2 separate regions of the Mus musculus genome follow, and region 1 is linked to region 2. The links are chromatin loops, found by intact Hi-C in ENCODE. Cell type or tissue: gastrocnemius. All regions are shown on one strand. Links, peaks and the distances in the headings refer to the core of each region. The heading gives the core; the rest is flanking DNA. Region 1 overlaps Ankrd28 (ankyrin repeat domain 28). Region 2 overlaps Dph3 (diphthamine biosynthesis 3).

What was found. A loop is a pair of places that touch in the nucleus more often than their neighbours do. Peaks named below come from ENCODE experiments on the same cell type or tissue, not always from the same donor. Only the 100,000 strongest peaks of a DNase experiment are listed, where the experiment ranks them.
Region 1: it touches region 2 in a loop (7-fold over the local background); 27 of 42 quality-filtered maps call a loop at or near these places.

The regions. Positions count from the first base shown.
Region 1 is chr14:31,792,411-31,802,791 of GRCm38, reverse strand. All of the region lies in intron 1 of Ankrd28 (ankyrin repeat domain 28), which reads left to right. Among named protein-coding and RNA genes, the nearest start is that of Ankrd28, 33 kb to the left of the region's middle. In gastrocnemius, for the core only: a CTCF peak has its summit at 8,109 (motif pointing left); a DNase peak (open chromatin) is centred at 8,140; H3K4me3 peaks cover 395 bases; H3K27ac peaks cover 747 bases.
Region 2 is chr14:32,072,015-32,082,395 of GRCm38, reverse strand. It overlaps Dph3 (diphthamine biosynthesis 3), which reads left to right. Exons shown (of 3, transcript NM_172254.4): 3 at 1-1,879. Among named protein-coding and RNA genes, the nearest start is that of Dph3, 8.5 kb to the left of the region's middle. In gastrocnemius, for the core only: no CTCF peak of the experiment used is centred there; DNase peaks (open chromatin) are centred at 5,287, 5,698, 8,348, 9,060 and 1 more place; H3K27ac peaks cover 2,954 bases.

The DNA of each region.
Region 1 (10,381 bases), core at 1,424-9,423, 280 kb after region 2:
TGAGCACAATGTCAGCTTGTTCTCTTATTGACTAGATTCCTTCGCTGAGTTGCAGAGACAGCTGATAAACAGCCTTCTTACATGGCAGTTCTAGCTTTACCCTTTCTGTTTTGGATTACTGTATTTTTGTTTCTTTTGAGGTTGGTGTGTGTTTGTTTGTTTTTGTATGTAGTTTGTTTTGTTTCTTTAATTCTGTAAAGAGTGTTGCTGGAATCTTGATCCTGATCACATTGAATCTGTAGCTCACCTTCAATAGTGTAGCTAGTTTTCACAGTATCAATTCCGGAAGTATGTAACTTAGAACCTGAGCATGGGAGATGCTCTTCTCATCAAAGTGCCCTCAGTTTTTTTAGTGTTTGAAAGTTGTCATTGTAGAAGTTTTCTGCTGATCTGCTCATGTTTAATCCTAGGTTTTGTATTTTGAAGCTATTATGAATGGTACTGTTTTCTGGTTTCTTTCTCAGAAAGTTTATTATTGATACACAAGAAAACCATGGAATTTTTACCTTGATTGTTGCACTCAGCTACTTATGCTGAAAGTATGTTTAGAGCTAAAAGGTTCTGATAGTCCTTAGGGTCTTTGAAATAAAATGTTATCCTGCAGGTAGGGATTTGACTGGTTGGTTGTGGATTTTTGTTTGTTTTGTTTTGAGACAAGGTCTCTCTGTGTAGCCCTGGTTGCCTTGGAACTCACTTTGTAGACCAGGCTGGCCTCAAATTCTGCAATCTGCCTGCCTCTGTCTCCTGAGTGCTGGGATCAAAGTCAGGTGCCACCCAGCTGGAATTCCATCCAGCTGGAATTTGTCTTACATTATATGACTCTCCTGCTTCTTTCTCTCATCTTACTGCTTGAGCATGATGCTAATATATGTGGAGAAAGTGGGCGGCCACGCACACTCCTGGATTTGAGAAAACATACTTTAAAAAGTCTTCCCATTTGCACCAACACTCATGCTTGTGCACACATGCACACACACACACAAGTGTGTGCCAAATTTTAAAAAATACATATCTTTGGAAGCCCACTAATAAATCAATACTCGGTGACCATAGAGTAGAAAATAAGAAAAATATAGCCAGGCATGGTAGTGTTTTTGCACGCCTCTAATCCCAGCACTTGAGAGGCAGGAGCAGGAGGATATCTTGAGTTTGAGGCCAGCCTGGTGTACAGAGCTAGTTCCAGGACAGTCATGGCTACACTGAGAAACCCTATTCAAAAAAAAAAAAAAAAAAGTAAAATGTTTTGTAAAGCTAAAAGTCACTTAGAGTAAATGTAGAAAGTTTTCATGAACGAGACAAAGGGAAGGGATAGGGAAAAGGAGAAATACAGAAGCTAGAAGGGAGGTTAATAAAATGGGCTTTAAAAAAAAAAACCCTAAAAATGTTATGAAGGATAAGTGGAAAGCGCAGCTTATTTGGAAATTAAGAAAGTGCTAGATAAATGTGAGAAAGATTTATAAAAACAAATACAAAGGCTTAAAAATGATATCCAAAATATTAGTAGAGTATAGTAAACTTAAAAAAAAAATAGACCTGGTAAAAGCAACGATGAAATGCTCGGATAGCTTCTTTCCGGGTCCACTCAGATTGGACTCTGGCGGGTAGTTGCTGGGACAGGGGCGGGTAAGTCAGCATGCTGGTGCCAAGTCAGTATTTTCGATGAGTCGTGTGCTTGTTTCCCCTCTGCCTCTGGGGAGCTGGTCCAGGTGAAGCTGGGTGAAGCTGGACACCTTTCTTCCCTGAGTCACTCTTCTGCTTTTCTTGATTTCCCAGCTATCTTATTCCTCCCTTTATGAAGTTCTGACTCATTCTCTCCCTCACTTCTCCTTATAATCTTTATTACCTTTAACTGGGTCACATGAAAGTTTCTCATCCCCCACCTATCTGCAAGTCTTGACTTTTTCAAACATTTTTTTAAAGGATTTTTAGGTCTTTTTATGCCCTAAAAGTGTTATTATATAAAATTATCTTCAGGATGTGTGGAAAGATATATATGAAACATGTATTTCATGTTTAGACTGTGGTTTTATCCTTTAGCCTGTTACTATATAAATGTTTCAAGACCTGAAATTTTCAAATCTCTAAACACTTCCAGACCCAGGCATTTTGAGAAGGGAACATTCAGTCTGTGCCACGTTTCTCCATCTGTCCATTTACCGTTGTCGAGGACGACTTTGTGAGTAGTGCTAGACATAGCTCAGATATTGGCATACTATATTCTCATACATACTCACTCATTATACTACTTTGTATATGTACCTTATGACATAACTGCTGGATCATATAACAGCTCCGTTTTAATTTCAAATATCTTCTAATCTTTTAAATTTTACTTGCATGTGTGAGAAAGGGGTCAGTGTTAGGTATTTTCCTCTGTTTTTGAGACAGGGTCTTTCACTGAGCCTGGTACTGAACTGGTCTTATCAATTTGGTAAGACTCGCTGGCCAGCAAACACCTGGAATCCTCCTGTTTGTCTTCCTAGTGCTAAGATTAATAACAGGACACGAACCATTCTGTCTGGCTTTTTGCATGGTTGCTAGGATTCTGAACTCAGACCCTCAAGGTTGCTTAGCAAGTAAGTTATGGTATTTTTTATTGTTTTGGGTAAGTTTGATACTGTTTTGTTTTCTTTTAATAATAGGTCTGTTAGTATACAGTCCCATAAGCAGTGTGCAGAGGGTCTCTTTTCTGCACATTCTTACTACCACTTGTCTTTTTCTCTTTGGTAGTAGTGGTTATTTTTACATACATGAGTGATAGTGGTTTAATTTGACTGATTAAAAAAAACCAATTTATATATGCAGTGGTGGTTTGCCTTTATGGATGTCCGTGTGAGGGTCTCATTTCTTGGAGTTAAAGACAGCTGTGAGCTGCTGCCATGTGGTTGCTGGGAATTAAACCCAGGTCCTCTGAAAAAGCAATCAGTGCTCTTAACTGCTGAGCCATTTCTCCAGCCCCAATTTGCCGGCTCTTAATGATGAGTTACTTTGGGCATCTTACATGTAGCTGATCGTCATTTGTATGTCTTCATCTCATGAATGTTCACATACTCATTTCGTTTTGCTTACTTTATTGGTTTCTTAATTTTGAGACAGCCTCCCACCCAAACTAGCTTAGAAATCATTGATCTGAAACAGTCCTCCTGTCTTTGCTGTGTTAATATAGGAGAGTTTTTAAAAAGGAAATGATCCATAGGTATGCATTGCTTACATAACTGAAGGACGATCTTTCTAGTCCGAATTTATATTCCACATAGCAATCGATTTCCTTCCCACTTTTATAGCCTTCTTTCAAACTGTTGTCACTTCTTACTTGGATTATACAATACAGTAATTTTCTAATTATTGTACTCATATTAGCTTCCTGTCCTACATTGCAACAAAGTACGGGGACATTGCAACAAAGTACGGGGCAAAAGCACTTAGAAGCTTATTTTAGTTTAGAGTTCCAGGGAATACAGTCTATCACAGTGTTCTCAACCTTCCTAATACTGCAACCCTTTAATACAGTGCCGCTATTTGTGTTGCTACTTCATAACTGTAATTTTGCTACTGTTTCAAATCTGATATCCAGGATATCTGATAGGCAGCCCCTTGGAAAGGATCAGTCCACACAGCCCCCTCACCTCACCCCCACCCCACCCCATCCAAAGGGTTGAGACCCACAGGTCAGGAAACGCGGTCCTGTCAGGGTTGCCAAGGTGACCCGAGCCGGATGTGCTGCTCACGCTGATGTTTCGCTTGCTTTCTCCTTTGCACGCAGTGCAAGACCCCAGCCCGTGGGGATGCTTGCCGCTCACAGTTTGGGAGGGCCTCAGAACCTCAGTTACCTTAGTCTAGAGAATCCCTCATAGAGAAGCCCACTCAAGGTTAACCGTGGCAGTGTCTATTCCAGCCACACCCTACTGTTTAGTTTTGTTGTCAAACCAGTCAGGATGTACTTGGGAATGTTTTCTCTCAAGTTGAGAATTTAAAGTAAAATAATATATTCAGTAGAAACTTAAGTTCTTATTGCCTGGAATAAACATGTTCGGTAGTTTGCCCTTTTTTTTTTTTCCTTAAAGAATAAAATCATTCCATATAAAAATAGAGCTGGTACCCTTAATTTTCCTTAAGTAACCACCTTGAAAGTAGCATATAAGGCTGGAGAGACAGCTTAGCAGTTAAAAACACTGTCTGCTCTTCCAGAGGACCCAGGTTCAATTCCTAGTGCTCACGTGGCAGCTCCCAACTGTCTATATAACTCCAGTTCAGGGAACCTAACAACCTCACCCAGACATACATGCAAACAGAACACCAATGTATATAAAATTAATCATTAAAAAGAGAACGTAGCTTATATCATTGATTATTTTTCTGTAAATGCTATATCTATATAGCAATATAACAAACAATGTATACTATCACTTTTATTTACCAAAAGGTAAGATGTACTTTGTCTGTTCTAATACTTTTAAATTTTACCTGTTTTTGTTTGCTACCGTTGCTGTTTATCTCATGCAGATAAACCAGCTTATTGCTCTATGTTCACATTATATACATGTAATTACACAATGTTCAATTTTGAGCAAATTGTGCTGTGATAGAAATTTTGGTTTGTCATCTTATCTTCAGTGTTTCTGAGATTGATAGAAGGAAACAGAATTACTGGGATCTCTCTCGCCTACCCCCATTCCCTCCCTCTCTATATATATGCTCCCACATACATAGAAAGATATGTTTATTATATTTTTCAAAGTGTAGCAATTATATTGCTGCAGGTAATTGTTAATTTCTCTTTACTTCCAAATTTGTTAAGAAGTATTTTAAATTTACAATCTGCTATGTGTGTATCAAGTGCTACGCTGCTGTAATTTGTATTTTCCACATTCGTAGTAGGCTATGTTTTGAAATGTTTCCTTTTGATTGTTTTAGTTATTTTGAGGCAGGGTTTCTCTGGCTGCCCAGGAACTTGCTCTGTAGACCAACCAGGCTGTCCTCAAACCCTAGAGATCTGTCTACCTCTGCCTCCTAAGTGCTAGGATTAAAGGCAGGGGCCACTACTGCCAGGCTCAGTTTGGATATATTTCTATCTTTGGTGAATTGCCTTGTTTTTTTCTTACAATGTAGTTGTCTTAGTTACTTTCCTGTTGTAATAAAAACAGGACCAAGAGAACTTATAGAAGTGGTTTCATGGGGTTATTGTCCATGGTGTCAGAACTAAGGTATGGCAGCGGGAACAGCTAAGAACTTCATTTTGAATCTCTTAAGTTGGAGACAGAGAGAACTAAATGGGATTGTTGCGAACTGTTGAAACCCCAAAGCCCGCCTAGAACAAATCTTTCCCAAATGGTTCCATCAACTGGGGACAAGTATTCAATTATATGAGCCTATGGGGGTCATTCTCATTTAAATCCCCTTAGTAATCATTAATATAGATCTTTATATTTGTAATAGTGTCTATAGGCTATGAATCTGGTTGGCTTTGTCATATTGCAGCAAGTGGCTTGTTTTCTTATTTGATTAGTTTTTGTTCAAAAATGTAATTGTAATGTAATCATACCTGTTTTTGAAGAAGTGTTTTCTTCTTCATTGTTTGAGTGTTTTAATCATGAAAGCATACTGGATTTTGTAAAAAAAAAAAAAAATTTGATTTTTATCAGCTGAGATTGTCAGTTTCACCCTCATTTAGTTAACATAGTGTGGCATTTAAAAAATGTTAAACTGCTGGGCATAGTGGTGCACGCCTTTGATCCCAGCAGGAAGGAGGCAGAGATAGGCAGATCTCTGTGAGTTCCAGGGCAGTCTGGTCTACAGAGTGAGTCCCAGAGCAGCCAGGGCTACAAAGAGAAACCCTGTCTCAAAAAACAAACAAAAATGTCCTTAGTTCTAAGGGGTTTTGAGTAGATTTGATGTAATTTCTACAGAGACAAGTATGTTCTCTGCTAGTGAAGGCAGCTCCATGCTTTCCTTTCCAAGTTGTGTGTATGTCTGTCTGTCTTTTCACAGTAATTCAATGCCTTCCATTGAATAGGAGTGGTAAGAGTAAATACCCTGCCCTGTTTGCTGTCTTAGAAGTTAGTCAGTACTTCCCCCTGGCACTTTTATATTTCCTTAAATAATATGTAATTCTCAGCATAGTAAAATTAAATAGGAATCCGGCTTCCCTGCTATCATTCATTGACTGAGAGATCTTGTAATTCTAGATACACTAAAATGTATGTATGTCCTTTCCTTTGCAGATGTGTGCATATGTAAACATCTATGAAAGAACTTTCTGCTTTATTGTTTATTTACTCTTCATTTACCTTTCTTCCTTAACAGAAGAGATGAGCATTTAGGGAAATAGAAATGTTGCCTCTGGGGATTTTATGTTGTGGACTCTTGATATTATGTTGGACTGTGTGAAATTGCTCATTAACTTATAGGCTGTAAATCTTGGAGAAACAAGAATAGCCAAAATAAAATAAAATAAAAGTAGAGGAGCTTTTGACAATTCTTATGACAAGATATTATATAGTTTGTAGTATGAAGTGTTCATTCATGAGAAACAGTCCTTCACTGGTTTATGTTAAGCAGAACACAGAACTGATACACTGCTGTGAATGAGATACGATCCCTGCTCTTGAAGAGTCTCTGAAGGCTGGGCCTTTACAATCTTCTTGTGTGTTTAACTCCATGGTTTATCTATCAGTATAGCCACACTATCTCAGGTTGAATTCACTATAACCAGTGACTTCTACTATAAGCATTTTGGCAGTAATTTTGAGAACAGATTACTGAGAAATGAAGCATGCTTTGCTACATGAAAACTTTGTGCAAGAAGTTGCTCTATATGCATCATTATTATTTTATCTCTGTGTGGGTGTCTTGTCTGCATGTATATATGTACATCACATGATGCATGCATGCCTAGTACCTAAAAGAGGCCAGAAGATGGTGTCAGGATTCTTGGAATTGAAGTTACAGAAAATTAGAATATGAACCAACCAGTACCCCCAGAAAATTGAGATTCACCATGTGGGTCCTGGGACTCAAACCAGGTCCTCTGGAGGAGCAGCTAATGCTCTTAACTGCTGAGTCATCTCTACAGCCCCGAAATAACTCTCTTTAGGTGTTGGTAACTTAAATACTTAGGTCACTTTGTGAAATTAAGAAGCAGAATAGTTAATAAAGAGTAGCAGGTGCTTTCCCTTTCAAAATAAATATTTCAACAAAAGAGAGGGACAAACAAAGCAAGCAAAACAGGAGGGCTGTGGTAATCCTGACTTCACTTTTTGTGTAATATTTTTTCATTGTAAATTAAATTACAGGTGGAAGAAAGCTACAGTCTTTATTTTTTGTTTCTGGTTTTTGGTTCTACAGTCTTTTACTGTCTGTTCTTCACTATACTGGTCTGTATAGCAAAACCTAGGTAAAAGAAATGCATGAGAGACTTTGTGTAAGATTCATAAAACAAAACAAAAAACCCTTGTTCATTGATGTAATTTTAGCATATAATTAATTATGAACAAGCAATAAGTTGAATAAATATTTGTGGGGATAGATTATTTGAGCACCTAATTTGGTTAAAGAAAGAATGATTTACGTATTTTTATTTTGATATGTTATTTAATAAGCATCAAAAGAGTCGCATATTTTTTGAAGTGACTGCATTGTGTCTGTCAGTGCTGTAATAGAAGGCTATTTTTAAACAGATTGAGCTTGACTGGAAATGTTAAAATAATTACTATCAAAGTTGAGTATGTTAGCTGGCACATGCCAGTAATCTTAATAAAGGGGACTGAGGGAGAAGGAAGAGAAGAGTTCAAGGCTGGTCTAGTCTTGTTTATCAATATAACCAACAACCCAAACCTCTAAAATTGTCCTGAGTAGTGTTGTGTGTGCCTGTGATCCTCCCAAGGCAGGAGGTGTGTGAGTTTGAGGCCAGTTTGAACAACGTAATCAGACTGTTTGTTTGTTTGTTTGTTTTGTGTTTTTTTAAAAAGATGAACTATGAAGCTCCTTATTCATTAGAAACTTCTGTTTAAAATATAAGATTGGAAAAATATTTTTGTATTGGTAAAAATAATCAAATAAATACTGAAGATTTTTTCTTTTGTATTTGCTGCCACCAAGTGGCTGATTGGTGACATTACCAAGTTTGTTACATGTCTAGACAGTGCAATTTACTATATATATCACGGTATACTTGCACCTGGCTTGGGCTGACCTTGAACTCACTGCCCCTTGACTGGGAGGATTTATAGATGTGTGCCAACATAATCAGCCACCCTGATACTTTGAACTAGCTTGATTTGGCTACTTTACAAGCCATAGCTTACTTTCTTGGACCAGAGCTATTCTTGGCACAGAACATCATTTCTGTGTTCCCGGTATTTTGCAGAGGCCTCTTAGGACATTAGCAACTAGTGTTAATAAAGGTGATTAAACATTGGACTAGCACAGGGTCCCCAGTGGAAGAGTTAGAGAAAGAACTGAAGGAGCTGAAGGAACGAACCCCTTGCAGCCCCATAGGAGGAACAGCAATGTGAACCAACCAGTACCCCCAGGGCTCCCAGGGACTAAACCACCAACCAAAGAGCACACATGGAGGGACCCATGGCCCCAGCCTCATATGTATCAGAGGATGGCCTTGTGGAACATCTATGAGAGGAGAGACCCTTGGTCCTGTGAAGGCTCGATGCCCCAGTGTAGGGGAAAGCCAGGAGTGGGTGGGTTGGTGAGCAGAGGGAGGGGGTAGGATAGGGGGTTTTTGGAGGAGAAACCAGGAAAGGGGATCACATTTGAAATGTAAATAAAGAAAATATCTAATAAAAAATTTAAAAGCAACCAAACAGAAAACCCCAAACAAACAAAAAAGCAAAGATGGTTAAAAAAAAAAAAAAAAGAACAATTTTCTAGTGTAGTGTGAAAATATGGTTGATGCATACTGTTTCACACAGGTTTAATTCTGACATGTATTCTTTAATGAGAGTATACATGAGAATTACGATTTCATAAGTTTTTAGAACTAATTTTACTAAATTAATTATGGAGAGTTTATTTTTACTCCAGAAACTGTTATATAAGCATGTATAACATTCTTAGAAAAAAGAAAAAAAAGGAAACTCAAATGTTTACTATTAGGAAGTGGGCTGCTTACAACATTGTGTACTTTTGTGTAGAATTTGATGTAATCATTCTAAGTGTTAGAGAGGGCTACGTGGAGCCATGGGTGGGTGCGTCCTTCTTTTCAGAAGCATGCGTCTGTCCCTAACACTCAGCTTAAAGCTTAAACCCCCATTTTGTTTTGAGGGGAAGAAACATATTAACAAAATATATAATTGGAAGTTTTTAGAAACATACAGAGAAAATAGCTAGCAGTATTTAAGTTTTAAGTAATAGTATGGTAAATTCTTTAAATTTATATATTTGAAATTAATGCTTTACATATTAATATATGAACAACATTTTACAAATCACTGACAGCCTTTGAAAACAAACCATGTATAAACAAATTGGCAAAGTGGCTGGATGTATTATCAGAAAATATATACAAGATTTGCTTGTGTGTGTTTTTAAGATTTAAGGTAATTTGTTGCGACCATGAAATATGAAAGCCCCATATTTTGGATTTCTTCCAAGAATCCAGTAAGAACCAGTTTTTATATAAAGACGGTCTCTAAAAATATTTTTCTTAAAAATGTATGTATGTATGTTTGTACGTGTGTGTGTGTGTGTGTGTAAATATGGCATGTATATTCATAGTTGGAAATTGGAGGCAGGTGGATTGAGGATTTGAGGCCAGTCTGGGCTATATAGAAAAATCTTCGTCTCAAAAAGGAAAAAAAAAAGGAATAAAAATATATAGCCTATACAAATTAGTTTTCTTGATAGAAGGAGAAAAACTAAATCTGAATCAGTAAAAAAAAGAACAAAAAAATTTTGTATCATTTAATAACTCAGTGGTTTTTTAAAAGTATATAGCTCCTTCCTATTCTTGCCTTGGATTTCTGTTTTCTGTCACAGGCCTATAGAACTCAAATAATACAACTACTGCTTCCATAGGAGTATGGAAAACAATATGGGAATTCCTGTGAGGGTAGGTTACGTTCAGTAGTCGTGTGTAGTAATCTTGTCAACATTTGTAATTGGCAATTTTTTTGCTACCTAGATCTTCTTAATACTTATTCTTACACATAATTACATGTGACTTAATAATTAATGTCAGCCCCATTTAGAGACAGTTCATGTATAGTAGTGAGCCCAGTATTGGTTGAAGACTTCAGTATATAGCAACTTAATAATTATGGTAGATTTTCAGTGGGAAGGGGTCTATAAATCCTACTTAATGTTGTCAGAGAAGCTTAGAGAAGAAAATATTAAGTAGTGGAGATAATGAGCAATACCGCAGAATTTG
Region 2 (10,381 bases), core at 1,699-9,698:
GGGACGTCTGAAGTGACTTAGTAAAAGAGACACTGTTCTTTAATGCCTCGTGCATCCTTATGTCAGGACAGGTTAAAAGGAAACAGCCAAGTGAGGTACCTTAGCTGGCAGCAGCGCGAGGCGTGAAGCCTGCTAACTTGCCAAGTGAAAGTGCGTGAGTATTGCCAGCTGGAAACAAGTATTTCTGTATCAGGGCCTTTATTTCTTGAAAGGCCTGATGGGTTCATCTTAGACGGGCGAGGCTGATCCTATCTGTAGTGGTTGTAACGGGGCACAGTTTTGTGTCACCGTTAGTCTTAAGAAGTGCAGACGCTACAACAGGATGAGCTTGGAAGTGTGAGCTGGCTCTAAGACATGCCTGTGATGGCACACCTAGGAAGACTGCACATAACGGTACCCAAATCAGACATGCACCCCCGCTGCCCTGAAAAAAAGAAATATATGTCAAGAATGACTGTCTGCACTGCAGTCTGAGAGCATCCAGACGTTAGACTCAGTCAGAGGTTTGAAAGTTCTTTTGTAAACAGCTTTGCTGTGAATACGTAAAATACTTTTGAAAGTCCACCGCTTATCCAGCAGAGTGTTTGGGATATGGCTGCTGCAACTGAAAACAAGCCAGTAGGGGCTGGAGAGATGGCTCATGGGTTAAGAGTTCTTGCTGTTCTTCTAGAGGACCGGTGTTCAATTCTTAGCACCCACATAGCAGCTCACAACTATCTGGGGCTCCAGTTCCTGGGACTCTGATGCCCTCTTCTGCCCTCCATAAATACCAGGCATGCACATAGTTTACAGACATACATGCAGACAAAAGACCCATACAACTAAGTAATAATTTTTTTAAAAAAAGAAATGGCTAATAAATACATTGTATCCACTCATTGAAGGTTTGAATTAAAATATGTAACAGTGTATGGTTCTAGGCAGCCATTAGGCTGAGACTTAAGTTAAAAGTTGTCTGAAGTGTGTTGTACAGTACATGTCAGATTTCTTCCTTTGTTTGTGGGAGGTGGGAAGGCATTGAACCCAGAGCCTTGCTCACGCCGGGCAAGCCCTCCAGTACTGGGCTGCACCTTCAGCCAGCATAGTTTTCATACTGCTGTTTGGTGTCTCCCAAATTATCTTACAGAATGAAGCTACTGCTCAGACGGGCAGAGCAAGGTGATTCTGGGGAGGAGGAGCTGCCTGGGGAAACAGATGGTCTGTGCTCATGAGAGCGATGCTTTTGGAGATCTCACCAGCAGTCTCTGCTGCTGCGGTTGCTGCTGTATTCCACAGCAGACGTCTTCTGTGATCACAATGGAGCAGGAGTCCACATTCAAACGGCCCAGGAGAGAGAGAGCGCGAACAGACCGGGGATGAGTGCCTGGTAGGAGCGGGTGTGACTTTGTATTTAAAGCAACCAAGCAAGTTTATAAACTAGAAGAAATACCAGCTATTAACCCCGTATTAAACAGAAAAACCCAAGGTCATTCAGATGTGACTGGAATCCCAGACGTTTCCAGAGTACTCAGCTGACAGTTGGCATTTCAGATGTGATTCCTTGTCAGACCTTTTGTCAACCCAAAACTATGAGTGGACGCTTCATTTTCTTTCACAGCATCGCACTTTAGAGTGGAAAGTTTCTAGTTCAAAGGATCCTTTCCTTTCCTGCGAGTGCTTTCTCCCCCGAGGACTTTGAACTTGGGACTCCTCCTTTGTGTTCACAGAAGACCTACATCAATATATTCACATCTGCATTCAGACACAGCCAACAATTTTTTTTTAGTACTGCGTGGATCAGTTCATTAGAACGACTTGCATTGCCAAGCTAATAAAATGAGAACATGCAAATTCATGTTTTCTTGAAGCTTTTATTCGACCAAATACTAAAATTTTACGTTAAAAGGTTTTGGTGTCATGATTTTACATAAGGTAGAACTCTTAACTTTGGGCCATTGTAAATAGGTTTCTAGTCTAGGCGTTACAGTGGTTGAAATCTGGGCTGGATTTCCAGGTTTTTGGCCTCTCTCTTTCTTTCTTTCTTTCTTTCTTTCTTTCTTTCTTTCTTTCTTTCTTTCTTTCTTTCTTTCTTTCTTCCTTCCTTTCTTTCTTTCTTTCTTTATTTCATGTATGTGAGTACACTGTTGCTGTCTTCAGACACACACCAAAAGATGACATCAGATCCCATTACAGATGGTTATGAGCCACCATGTGGTTGCTGGGAATCAAACTCAGGACCTCTGGAAGAGCAGTCAGTGCTCTTAACCACTGAGCCTTTTAACCACTGAGCCTTTTAACCACTGAGCCATCTCTCCAGTACCTTGGCCTCTTAAGGAACTGAAATTAAGGCTTATTGCAAAAGTAGCAAGGAAGCCATTGTCGTGACTAGAAAGGAGGCCACGTGGGGCAGCATCCCGAAGAGCTGCAGATTATTGTTGGGGGCTTCTTAGGGTCCAAGAAGGGGGAATTTGGTTAGGAGCAAAATATTTTGGATGGTTCTCTGTTTTGATTGACAGGTTCGATTATATAATCACTTCTCTCCTGTGCTTGTCTCCCAGATGTATGTGACTTTAAACATTACACTGACTGCTCTGTAGTAAGAAGAAGGTAAAACAGGGGATCATCACTGACAGACAGTTCACTCAGGGACAGCTTGTTTTGTTGTGCACCCCAAACTGGTTCAGGCCACGTTGAGATGGTTGCAGGGTAGTGTTGTAGAAATGTTTAATTCCGGTCCAGGGTTTCTACCCCACCTTTGACCATTTAGTTCCTGGATAAAAGAAACACACAACTTTTAGATTTACAACAAGCCTTAATCAGCACTAGAGCTGGGCAGATATCTACCTGCTATGCTATTAAAATCTATTTCCTATCAATATCCCTGAGTTACTACTACGTTTCATCTGAGCTGCTCTTAACTCCAATTGGCCAGCTCTCAGGGCCATGTTTTTTTTTGACTCCTAACCCATGGTGTCTTTTCTCTGTTGTGGTCCTCTTCCCATGCCCCCAGGCCCAGGAACCCTAAAACCTGCCTATGTCTCTTCAGCCCAGCTATTGGCTGTCAGCATCTTTATTTACCAATTAGAAATAATTGGGGGCAAGGTCAACAGTGACACTTGGGTCTATGTACAGACTCTCTTGTGCAGACTTTTGTCTCTGCAGCAACCAGACCGCACTTAGCATTACAATACATAGCAGAAGACCAAACCTCAACAATTCCCTTTTCTAGTCCAATAAAAGGCTCCTTTTCTCTAAGATATAAATTGAATACAATTATAACAATTATGAAAATTATAAAGCATGGTATACATTTATAGCATCCAGAACATTATATTTGGCAATACAGATAAAGTATTTTATCATCTATCCTAACTTAATGAGTTTACAATTCTGTACTAAATCATCTTTGATTTTAACTTGTATTACCATCTTAAAACCATCTATTAAAATCCAGAACACCTGGGGCTGGAGAGATGGCTCAGTGGTTAAGAGCACTGACTGCTTTTCCAAAGGTCCTGAGTTCAAATCCCAGCAACCACATGGTGACTCACAACCATCTGTAACAAGACCTGATTCCCTTGTCTAAAGACAGCTACAGTGTACTTACATATAATAAATAAATCTTTTTTAAAAATGTGTTTAAAAATCCAGAACACCTTAAGTTTAATTGTGAGACTATAACTATCTAGTCTTCAACCCCACCAGAGATTCGAGAATGAATAAATATTATTTGAGTATGCAGGAAGCACAGGGACTCAGCTTCTAAAAATCATAGAAGTAACATAGATAGCTTAAGGCTTGAACAGTCCTACATTTTTTTTTTATGACATTGGAGCATCTATCTTCAGCCTTTCATCCCAGAACATCTGACAGGCCTTAAATGAAGCAGGAATTATGAAGGACTAGCTTACTCTGACTTGGCAGAGCTTAGCAATCGACTATCCTATGTCTCTTTGTGCTTTTTGGACAGCATTCTGTCTGCAGATAAAATTGGGACATTTCCCCGCAGTGGCTAGCTTGCCACAATTGGAGCAACTCTATATGGAGGTTATTGATGCTCATCATCTCCCTTGAAGTGGAATGGGGTGCTGTCAGGACCTTGGCTAAGTGTTCTCCACGCTGAGTTGTGGGGTTGGAGACAGCAAACATTAATTAAGTTGGACATGAAGGAGACCTTTCTGTTTGGTAAAGTATCAAATGTTATTAGTTACCCCCAAATGGATAAATGGTATCCAGTCAATCAATAAGCAGAAAACATTTTGTTGCTGTTTATAAGAGCTAATCCTAATATACATGGGAGTGGGGTGTGGGGAGTGTGGGAATAGGGGGAGGAATTTGGGGTTTTCTCTTGAGACAAGGCCTCACTGTATAGCCCTGGCTAGCCTGGAACTCACAGATCTGCATTCCAATGCCTCCTGGGTGCTGGGATTAAAGGCCACCATTTACAGCTTGCTTTTTTTTTTTTTCCTTTTTTTTTTTTTTTTTTTTTCCGAGACGGGGTTTCTCTGTATTCTCTGTATAGCCCTGGCTGTCCTGGAATTCACTCTGTAGACCAGGCTGGCCTCAAACTCAGAAATCTGCCTACTTCTGCCTCCCAAGTGCTGGGATTGAAGGTGTGCGCCACCACGCCCGGCTCATTTACAGCTTTTTATTTTACTATTTTCCTGACAGGATTTCACTATTTACTTTTTCCCTCAGAGGAGAGTTTTCAAAAACTAGAATTATATCACAGAAATCTTAAAAACCAAAGCAGGAATGATATTTTTAGACGAAAACCTGAAAGGTATGTGTGGATCGTTAAGGAAAGGCTGTCCCATTCTCTGTGGATGCTATCAATGGCTGCCCCATTCTCTGTGGATGCTATCAATGGCTGTCCCCTATCAATGGCTGTCCCGTTCTCTGTGGATGTTAGTGGATGGCTGTCCCGTCCTCTCGCCAACTCTCTCACCTTACTCATCAGCATTTTAAAGGAATTACCATGTGGTCATAAGGAGGCAGAAGGAAGGCCTGACCTTGACCAGATGGTTCCTGTTTTTCTTGTTGCCCACGTGCTCTTAGCCCATCTGTGTGCTCAGCAGGTCAGTGCCAGGGGCAGAGAGGCCAAAGAGATAGCGGTCACCTCAATTAGCCTTGGTTTCTCTACTGTGAAACAGTAATAAGGGAGTTGAAGAAATGATTGTTTAAATCTTTCTCTGCTCTGTTCTGATGTGACTTTGAGTAGGCTATTTCCAACGGATTTCCATTCTTGGGCCATGTTCTGAGGTAGGGGAGAGAAAATGAAGTGTATGCAATCTCACTGCGGCCTGTAGGTGGAGCCAGAGCTCCACTGGACTCCTGTGTGATCTGCTCAAGGCCAGGTCAGCTTCAGCAAGACCTGCACACCCAAAAAATATCTTTGGGCCCATGTGTTCTTATTCCCAAGAGGCAGTTTACTTAATGCGAATCTCTGGTCAACTGACATTCTCTGGACCTTCATCCTGAGGCCTGGAGCAAACAGCCCTGTAGTTACTACTGGCTTCAGTGATATCTCCCAATGTTTATGTCTCAATGTCCCAAAGGCTATCAGGGCTACTCTGTTATAAACTGGCACTGCCCAACATGGCGACCCTAAGAACCATGTGGCTTTTACCACTCAAATGATGTTAAGAAGTCAGTTCCTCCATAGTCAAGTAGACATTCACACAGACTGTGACTTGTGGCAGCTGCTGTGGCTGCAGGGGCCTTTCTCTCCCTGGGAGGCTGTGGAAACCTTGGGAGGTGGAGTGTGGTTAGAGGAAGAACACTAGAGCGTGGCCTTAAAGAGGACCTGGTTCTTCCCCTCCCAGTTTCCTGGCTGCCACAAGCAGATCAGCTCGGCTCCTGCCGTGATTCTCTGCCTTAACCACAGGCCCAGAAACAAGAGTCAGACGAGCACAGACCAAACCCTGGGAACCCATGAGCCAAAGGAGATCTCCCCTTCTTCTCAATTGTTTCAGGTGTTCACCACAGAGAGGAGGCTGCCAATACAAGCTCTACTATGTGGAACACAGTAATAGGCACTAGGAGAAACTGTGTTATTAATGCTGACACCCCTACACTCAAGGGGTTCAGGGAGTTCTGTCCTGCCCTGCCACTGCACACACACACACACACATTCACACACAGATGCACACTCAGACATAAACACATACAAGCACACAAACTCACACATACATATGCATACTCACACAAAATGCACATACATACACAGAGATTCACACACACACACAGAGTCACACATAAAGACTCACACAAATTCACACACATTCTCACACACAAATACATATATCCACACAAATTCACACACATACACAGATTCACACACATGCACACTCACACATAAAGGCACATACACACAAATTCACATATTTGCACACATACACACTCACACATAAAGGCACATACACACAAATTCACACATTTGCATCCTCACACACTCACACACACGCAAATACACACACATACATGCACACACAGAGGGGAGCCTCTGTGTGTTGTTTTGGAATCCAGTAATTTGCCATTCATCATCTCATTGCAAAGTAGGAGACCTGATTACAAGGTAGGTGCCTGATGGGCACCGGAGAAGCTATGCTGCAGTCACGGCCTCGCAGAAGAGATGATGCCAGCTGTCAGCACCCAAGGATACCTCCTATGTGCAGAGGTGACTGGCCACAAATGCCTTAGGATGAATTCTAGCCTGGTGGAGGGAAGCACTTAAAAACATGCCCTTGCTGCAAGTGCAGACAGCCCCCATTTCCATCTGTTGTGCTCACTGGGGTCTGTGTGTCCTTTTACTCAAGGGGATGAAGGCTCCACTGACCTGGGGTGGTCGGTGCTCTCACTGTCACACATCTTGGTGTGCTTTAGAGAAGAGATCTGTTATGATTTGAGTATGAAATGCTCCCCAAGTGTCAGGTTCAGAGGGGTTAGTGATCAGACAATAAATTCTGAGAGCTCGACCTGATTAACGGAGTTGTCCCTTGATGCGCGATGGGAAAGTCGTGAAGAGCAGGTACAGCAGAAGTGGGGATAGTGGAAGCTACACCCTGCCCTGGCCCTTTGCTAGAACCCTCTTTCTCTGTTTCCTGCCTGCAATGAGGTGAACAAGCTTCTCCATCACACACGGTGTCGGGTGTGTGCTCTACTCAAACACACAGGGCAAAACTCTCTAAGACCACGAGCCAAAACAAACTGCCCTTCCCTAACTTGTTCTTGCCAGGGCGGGGGCGGAGGCGGGGGCGGGGGCGGGGGCGACCACAGCATTAAAAGCGGTACTGCAGACAGGCCCTCATTCTCAGCAGGATGTCCTATCCCAGTAGCTCCTGCTTCTCTTCCTAGATCTACAAACAGTGGAAAGACTTCACTGGTGATGTTAGGGTGGGACCAGCCCTATGGTGGACTGCGTGCCCTGCAGTAGGATTTCAGAGGCAATTGGACAGCTGTGCCCTGTGGCCTTGAGTAGGAGAATAGATGCTCAGGGCATCAACTTGTGAAGCTGGGGAAGAGACACAACCGAGGAGGGCTGTACTATGATGTTCACGTTGGGTTTGCCTGGCAGCAGCCTCGGGTGAGGTCTTGGAAGCAGGTAGTTTGAGAGCAAGAGATGAGTTTGAAAAGCAGGAGTGTGGGGGTGGGGATCACAGGGCCAGAGGAAAAGCTAGATTATTAAGGTCACCACCCAGCTCTGCTGCGCCATCCTGAAAAGTACACAGAATGCACCCAGAATTACCTGAAAGAAAGAGACTGGGTGTCTGCTGAAAACCTGTGTGTTGAAGGTTTGCTCCCCAAGGTAGCAGGAGCCAGAGGTGGGACTTTTAGGAAGGGATTGGATCATGGCGGTTCTGGCTTCATCAACAGATTAATCCATCCATGGCTTCACAATGTCAGGACCTGCTGGGAGGTGCTGGGAACTCAGGAGGCAGGAGGCAGTTGAAGGGGATTGGTCTTGGAGTTACGGCCTTGGAATGGTTTCTTGTCCTGGCCCCCTCCCCTCTGCTTCCTGGCCAGCATATGGTGAACAGCCTTGTTCCACCATGTTCTTCTACCATGCTGTTCTGCCTTACCACAGGCCTGATACAACAGAGCCAGCCACCCATGGGCTGAGGTCTCTGAAACCAAGTAAGTCCTTCTTTCTTTCAGGTGGCTTTCTCAAGTACTCTGCTAAAGCAATAAAAGGCTGACAAACACAGTTGCTGCATGAACTGTTCCGCCTTCAGAGAACACCCAGGGCAGAGTGCAGGTGACCCTGGGCTCTGACCTAGAGGAAATCTGAGCCAGCACAGAACTCGGTGGCCCTGCTGCTGGCAAAGGATGTGCAGGGAGTGTGCTGCCATCTGTGTCTGCCGTGCTTACTAAACCGTACAGTCAGACTATAAATGGCGTGGTCCCAGGGTGGCCAGTGTGCCCCGGACCCAGGGGAGATATGCGTCTCCTGTGCAGCCTCTGGAAGAATCCATTTTGCAGTGAGAGTGAAAGCTGAGCTCCCACAGAGGAGTTGGGATCCTCACTAAAGTTTATGTGGTCTGTGTGCTGGTGGTGAAGCTGATGTGAGTCCCAGGGGTCAGCTGGAGGTATGGCAGAGTTGGAGGAAGCCACAGGCCTCTCCTGAAGCACTTCCTCAGCTCCCTGTCTGTAGAGAGGTAGACATGCTCCTCTGCCTCTATTCCTACACTTCGATGGTCTACTCAAGGGCACAGGGCATCGGAGCCAACCTCTGCCGTGTACTGTGCTGACTTCCTTTAGCCTCTCGTTTCCTGATGGCATTAGGATGCCTGTCCTGTGCCCTAACTTGGCCTTTGAATGACATTAGTCATTGTGTTGGCTGGATATCAGTGCTGTCCCAGAAACTACTCTGCAGATTCTGAATATGTAATGTTGCCCTGGGTAAGGTGACAGCCAGCAGATTTTGTAACAGTCAAGAGTATCTGTCATTCTCCTCCCCAGCAACCAGGCTCCATTAGCTTGAGCAGGGTTCTTGTGGCCAGGCACGTTATCTGAGCTGTCACCATCCAGCTCTGCCGCCTTCGCCTTCGCCTGAATGGCAGGAAACGCATGGGTGGGCCTTGTCAGTTCCCTTGTTACTGGCATCACTCTGATGTTCAGCCATGAGCCCTGTGGCTATGAGTCACCGAAGGAGAGAGGCTGCCTGAACATCTCTGCCAGATTTTGGAAGAGCTTTGCTAGAGACAGAAGAGTCTTTGGATCTGCCCCTACTCCTGTCCCCTGTGCTCCTTGAGTGGACTGCAACTTAGAGCCACCTGGCAGGGCTAATGTGCATGCCTGCCACTTTAGCTGGGGTGCAGAGCCTGTGTCAGATAAATCCAGGGAAAGAAAAAGACATCAGCCACTGGGCCTGGCTTTGAAATCCTGTCCCTACTTAACACAATGGAACTGACATCAGTCAAAGCTGTGCTGTAACTGACAGCAAGATGAGGCCACAGTGTCTAGTTTGCTTCCTGTTGCTTGGTCCCCAGGGCAGTAATATTCAGAGGGGTTCTGGCTTCATTAACAGATTAATCCATCCATGGCTTCACAATGTCAGGACCTGCTGGGAGGTGCTGGGAACTCAGGAGGCAGGAGGCAGTTGAAGGGGATTGGTCCTGGAGTTACGGCCTTGGAATGGTTTCTTGTCCTGGCCCCCTCCCCTCTGCTTCCTGGCCAGCATATGGTGAACAGCCTTGTTCCACCATGTTCTTCTACCATGCTGTTCTGCCTTACCACAGGCCTGAAACAACGGAGCCAGGCAGCCAGCCATGGACAGAAATAAACTTTCCTTCCTTTCAGTTGACTCTCTCAAGTACTGTGTTGCAGCAGTGAAAAGCTCGCAAACATGGAGAACCACCCTGTTTTAAACGTTTATTTGCCTTATACTTCCAGGTCGGTCCATCGAGAAGAGAAGTCAAGGCCGAAACTCAAGGCAGACAAGGAGGTGGAAGCAGAAACTATGGAGAAACATTGCTTGCCAGTTTGCTCGCTGGCTCATGCTCAACCAGCTTCCACCTGCCTAGGCACAGTGCCACCCACAGTGGGCTGGGCCCTCCTACATCAATCAAGATAATCTCTTAAAGACATGGCCACAGGCCATTTTGATCTCTGCAGTCTCACAGTTGGGACTCTCTTTTTCCAGGTGACTTTAAATTGTGTCAAGTTGACAATAAAAACTAACCAGTACAACATTTAAGCAAAGACAAAAGCAAGACCACAGGCCACCTGTAAGTAGTCTAGTCTGTGGGCAAACAAAAGTGGTGTTTCCCAATTAATTATGGGTCTAGCCCTACTCTACTCCCCCACAGCCTCCCAGACTAAGATAATTAAGATGCTCTGTCACAAAATTGTTCTGTTGCACAGCATGGAACTCAGAGTAAGACGGTTTGTCCTTATCCTT